2 separate regions of the Homo sapiens genome follow, and region 2 is linked to region 1. A link is a contact called in ENCODE Hi-C or POLR2A ChIA-PET data. All regions are on one chromosome and are shown on one strand. The core of a region is the stretch at or near the end of the contact, and the rest is flanking DNA. Distances in the headings are between cores, read along the strand shown.

Region 1 (2,771 bases), core at 73-2,572:
CGAAGGTCCTTGCGTTAGGCCGGGAGAGTCGTTCTTAAAAACATGCATCCTCCCAGAGGTCACGGCCTCCTTCACATCGTCCAGGTCGGGCACGGGTCCCAGAGAACGACACCCCAGTGTACATGAGGTACTGAGCGAAGACAGTGGGCATTGCTTCTCCCCTCCCCATCCCCGAACTACTCTTGCCAGCCATCACACACAAGGAAAGGTATTCTCTATAACCAAACGGATGATTTCGTCCACTTCTTCCTTAAACACCTAAAAACCACAGCGACAGCACTAGTAGCCCTTCATTCGGAATCAGAGCAGCAGCATCTGCGAACCTGCAAAGACCAGGGGCTAAGGGTGCCAGGACACAGCGAGAGTGGCCCCTGCTCAGATCCGACACAAGCCTCGGGGGCTCCCGGCGGCGTAGACGCCGCACTTCGCTCGCTTCCCGCTCTGCACCTACCTCGCTCGCACATCCGCCAGCGTCCGGCACCTGAGCCGTCGGTTCCGCGGGTGCCTTCTCCTCTTCCCCGGCGTCCAAGGGGCCACTCCGAGCCGCTCGGGGGTCCCCGCCGCCCCCCTGCACAGCCTGGCTGCCGCCGTCCACGCTGGCGCCGGCTCCTCCGGTGGACGAGGCGGCGGCGGCGCCGAGCAGCCCGTGGGCCTCGTCCGCGCTCCCGGCAGCCACGCTGTGCACCAGCCATGCATCCACGCTGGTGCGAGGGACGAAGGGGACCCCGAGCGCGCGCACCTCCCGGAGCAGCTGGCCCTCGGGCGGCGCGGCAGGGTCCAGCTCCCGGCCCTTGGGGTGCAAGTGGCCCGCGCGCCCCCACCCTCCCGAGGCCGAGAAGGGGCTGAGCGCGTAGGCGGAGCTGGCCGGGCCGCCCAGGAACAGCAGCTCGTCCTGCAGCAGGGTGGGCGGCGGCAGCAGCAGGTAAAGATCTAGGTCTACGCGGAGCCCCGCCAAGCTCAGCAGGAGGGTGAGGTGCAGGAGGCCGCCGCCGGCCGACCACCACCGCTTCAGGTGCTTCATCGCCGCCGCGCGCCCGGGAACGCCCCTGCCGGCGCCCGCGGGTCCCGGCGCCCCAGCCGCCGGGGTGACACGTGCGGACCCCGCGCGCCGCCCGCACCTGCCTGGAACCCAGATAAGCGAAACAATGGACCGGGGCGCGTGGCGGCCGTCGCGGGTTCCCAGCACCGGGCACAAAGGCGTTCCCTCGGCAGCCGGCACCGTGCCTGGCACCGCCGGGGATCGGGAGAAGCGAAGAAGGAGCCACCTGAGCGCCGAGCCCGTTCGCCCAGCCGCCCGCAGCCCGGCGCGGTGGCCAAGCTCCGCCCCCGGCCGCGGGCGCAGCCGACAGGAACACGCCCCCTGCCGCCCGGGGCCCGCGCCCGTGGGAGGGGCCGCACGGGGCGGGGCTCCCCGAGCTCAAAGCCTCTTTATGTCCGGGGAACGCAAGGCTTTCTGGGAGCAGAAGTTGTTCTGGGCACCAAGTGGCCCCTTGCCACCCTGTGGCCGTGAGCTGGGCCATCCTTGCTGAAAGCCAAGGGCGGGAGTTGGGGTGGAGGGCTAGGTGGTGGGTAGCTGGGTGGGAAGGGACAGGATGTGTAGACTGGGCGGAGAGTGACTGGGCAGCTACGAGGGGCCTGGCAGCTTGCAACGGGCTTCCACCCCAACGTGAGGACACTTGGCGGGCAGAGTGGGCAAGAGTAACCTCTCTGTCTCAGTTCCGCTATCTGTAAAATGGGGATCATAGAGCCTGTCAAACAGGGATGTGTTGAGGTCAGATGAAATATTTCGTGTAAAGTTCGGAGTTTCACATATAAATTCCACCGTTGCCATTGGGATCAGTCATCCCACCACTCCGCACACCCCAGTCCCAGCCTCACAGACCCCTCTCTCTTCTCTGGGCGTGCTCTGCATAGTGCTAGACCTCCTCTCGGTATCCTTTGCTCCTTATCCGTTGTTTCCTTGAGGGTTGACAGCACCAGCTCTACAGTTACCCTGAGTGAGTTCAAGTCCCCCCTCCACTTGAGGGGCGACCTTGGACAAATCTCTCCTTTTCTCTGTGCCTCAGTTTTCTCACTGTAAAATGAGACTAATAATAGCACCTCCCCAGCAGACCTTTTGTGAGCCCCAAATGAGATAATGCATGTAAACCACCGACCACAGCACTGCATGGGTAGGAAGTGCTCCCTGCTACCCATTGTTTGTGTTACTCACCCTCAAGGCTTAGCTCCAAAGCTACATCCTCTGAATTTTCACCAGTTGGCATTAATCTCTCCCCCATCTGTTGCACCGTGATTTCTCCGTTTGCCAACATTGTAACAGTTGGCCCATTCAACTCTGTGTTGTAGATGAGAATCGGTCTGATTTGCCCATTGTAAATTCTTGAGGACAAGGAACCTGTTTGGTTCACCTTTGTCCATGCACAGTACCCAGCACTGGGCCTTGCAAGGGTAGGTTTTACTAACCTTAGCTCCCTTCCTTGGAAGAAAAGGGGACAGGAGGGGATGCCCAACTGAGAATGGGCAGTTGTGTAAAAAGTTGAGCAAGACTTGTTTTAAAAGGCCCCTCCCTCCACCTGGCTTTCTCATCTCTCTCCTGGGCTAGTGTAGTAAGAAGAGAAAAGAATGGGGACCAGGGGAGCAGAAACAGGGGAGCAGAGGAAAGTTGCTTCCTCTGTGTTAAGCCTTGGAAGATGGGTTGGGGTGGCAAAGAGGATGAAGAAAGGTGATTGCCAGGTTATCAAGACCCCGTTCACAGCATTTAGTCTTTGAAC
Region 2 (2,771 bases), core at 78-2,577, 180 kb before region 1:
CAGAGTTTCACTTCTGTGAATGAAAAAGATCTAGAGATCTATTGTACAACAATGTGAATACACTTAACGCTACTGAAGTGTACATTTAAAAAGTGGTAAGGTCTATACACTAGTATGGTGTAGACCATGTGAAAAAAATAATAAAAATGGGTAAGATTGCAAATTTCATGTGTTTCTTACCACAATTAAAAATAAAGTTTTTGAAAGAAGGTCAATAATCTACTTAAATGTTTCATCTTGCTATTAACAGAAGTGCAAATAAAAACAAGTACCATATTTTTTTCTTTAAAATTAGAAATTTCTGTAATAATATCCACTGCTGGCAAGGATCATGAGAAATGGGAACTAAATACTGTTGGTAGGAATGTGAGCTATTTCAATATTTCTGAAAGATAATTTGGCCATATATTTCAAAAGCAACAATATAAATTGTTTATATTCTTTAACTCGATAATTTGACCTCTGGGAACTCAATCTAAAAAAATATCAGTGCTACATGTGCAAAATATTTGTACAGGAAAGAATGTTCAAAATGCAGTGTTTTTAAGAAACAATCAAAGAAAATGGAAACCTAAACGTCCATAAGCGGAGTAGAAAAAAAATGAATTATGTTCCATCTGCATGACAGACTACCTCATAGCCATTATAAATTGTTATAAAAGAATATTAAATGATCGGGGCTGTTCAAACAGTATTGTTGATTTTTTGTTGTTATTTTTTGAGACAGTCTCGCTCTGTCACCCAGGCTGGAGTGCGGTGGCACAATCTCAGCTCACTGCAACCTCCGCCTCCTGGGTTCAAGGGATTTTCGTGCCTCAGCCTCCCCGGTAGGTGGGACTACAGGTGTGCACACCAAGCCCGGCTAATTTTTTTGTATTTTTAGTAGAGACGGGGTTTCACCATGTTGGCCAGGCTGGTCTTGAACTCCTGACCTCAAGTCATCCACTCACTTCAGCCTCTCAAAGTGTAGGGATTACAGGCGTGAGCCACTATGCCCGGCCTCAAACAGTATTATTAAGTGATTTTTTAAAAGCACTTTTTTTTTTTTTTACATATTTACTTAAGAACTGGAGCTTATGCACAATAAAATTAAGAATTAACAGTAGTCATTTCTAAGTGGTAGGATTATGACTGATTTTTACTTCCTTTTTTTCTGTATTTCGCCAAAAGATTACAGTGCATTTGTTAAAGTTTAAGAACAAAACATGTTTTTTAAAAGAAAGTAAAACCTAATGTGCTCAGTTACTTTTATTATTCCCTCCCCACAAAAAACAAACAGCAGTCAAGTTAATTTCACTCTGTGTTTCACTTCCTCCCACAATGTTCAGCTATTTTTCTATTTAAATAAAAAAAATCACTGACTCCTTACTTTCATCTCTTAAGAATATTCCAGGCCGGGCGCGGTGGCTCACGCCTGTAATCCCAGCACTTTGGGAGGCCGAGGCGGGCGGATCACGAGGTCAGGAGATCGAGACCACGGTGAAACCCCGTCTCTACTAAAAATACAAAAAATTAGCCGGGCGCAGTGGCGGGCGCCTGTAGTCCCAGCTACTCGGGAGGCTGAGGCAGGAGAATGGCGTGAACCCGGAAGGCGGAGCTTGCAGTGAGCGGAGATCGCGCCACAGCACTCCCGCCTGGGCGACAGAACGAGACTCCGTCTCAAAAAAAAAAAAAAAAAAAAAAAAAAGAATATTCCATCTGCGAGGTTATTTTAAATTCAATGTTTAGTTCTGTGCCAAGTTTTCCCGTATCTGCTCTCAATACTACCTATGCCCTTGGCTCTGCACTGGACACATCTGTGGTGGTGCCAGGGCCCTCCCAGATCTGCTGGGGAAGAGCCTACCAAGGTCCTGCTCCTAGGGCAGATCTACAGGCGGCTGGCTGTCATGACCCTCCCCAGACACAGTAGGGAGGATCAGGGATGGATGTCTGACTCGAAAGAAGTCAGTCCACAGGCTAGAGGGTACCTAGGGCACAGCCTGGCACAAAAAGAAGAAAGGGCTGGGCAATGGCTCCCTCCTCGTACTTGAACCTAGGAAATATTACTACATTTGGTGGTTCTTTAAGAATGGAGGCTGGAAAGTGATGAAAGAGAAACTGGAGAGATAATGACATCACAGCTGGGGTTCTGAGGGACCAGAGGTTCTTGTGTTATACCCGTATAACACAAGTATATATGAGCCATGATGTAGATAAAAGACACTAAAGGCCACAGAAATTGGCCACCAGACAAGCTGAATCACAGGAGCCAGCTTCGGTTGCTGAAGTGTGCAGGCCTGCCTGGGGCCACTTTCCCAGTGGCTTCCGTGTCCAGCATCTCTGAGGTTCCCTGTGCACAGTGTCCTTAACATAAGCATCCCTTTACTCAAGGTGGCTTGAAGGTGACCCCAGTTTGGGCAATCAAAGGAACTCAAACAAAAAGAAAAAGAAATTAGAGCTGCACCAAAACATGAAAGCTGGGCTGAAGGCAGGCAGCCGTACGCTTTTGGGGAGGGCCTGCAGAGCAAGCAGAACCATCTGCAAACCAGGCCCAAATTGTCTCCCTCAGTCCCAGATTAGAACTAGAAAAGGCAAACCAAGATGGAAAAACAGCAGAACTCTGATATTCAGTTAAAGTTAGAAACACAAATAAAATTGCATTTAAGTTTTTCCACCATTCATCACAAAAGAAAAAAAGAGGATATGACAGCACATCTTTTTTTAAAGTTTATAGCAATCTAAAAAAATACTGGTTCATAGGACATAAATCAAAGAAACCACTAACTTGCTAA

Evidence for each region. A loop is a pair of places that touch in the nucleus more often than their neighbours do. ChIA-PET counts read pairs that join two places held with the same protein, here RNA polymerase II (POLR2A). Pooled maps may share reads with other maps.
Region 2: a loop to region 1 is called in a pooled map, with 4 times the contacts of the local background. The contact joins the enhancer-like site here to the promoter of NFE2L3 in region 1. A Hi-C loop is called at or near these places in 1 of 168 maps with a recorded cell type or tissue (PC-9), 6 of 37 single-sample maps with no recorded cell type and 5 of 50 pooled maps. POLR2A ChIA-PET finds 5 or more read pairs at or near these places in 5 of 52 experiments (B cell, CD4-positive, alpha-beta memory T cell, HepG2 and 2 more).

What each region holds. Positions count from the first base shown.
Region 1 is chr7:26,150,749-26,153,519 of GRCh38, reverse strand. NFE2L3 (NFE2 like bZIP transcription factor 3) reads right to left here and starts at 1,322. Exons shown (of 4, transcript NM_004289.7): 1 at 452-1,322. The coding sequence starts at 1,021. RefSeq lists enhancers at 234-423, 1-567, 568-1,362 and silencers at 544-613, 624-873, 984-1,053, 1,064-1,133, 1,154-1,533.
Region 2 is chr7:26,334,652-26,337,422 of GRCh38, reverse strand. The region is part of intron 1 of SNX10 (sorting nexin 10); the gene reads right to left. Among named protein-coding and RNA genes, the nearest start is that of SNX10, 44 kb to the right of the region's middle. RefSeq lists an enhancer at 1,475-1,990. Within about 2 kb of position 1,327, at least 3 of the 41 ENCODE cell types and tissues checked have a DNase peak (open chromatin) inside an H3K27ac peak, as active enhancers do; they include B cell, where a contact is called at or near this core.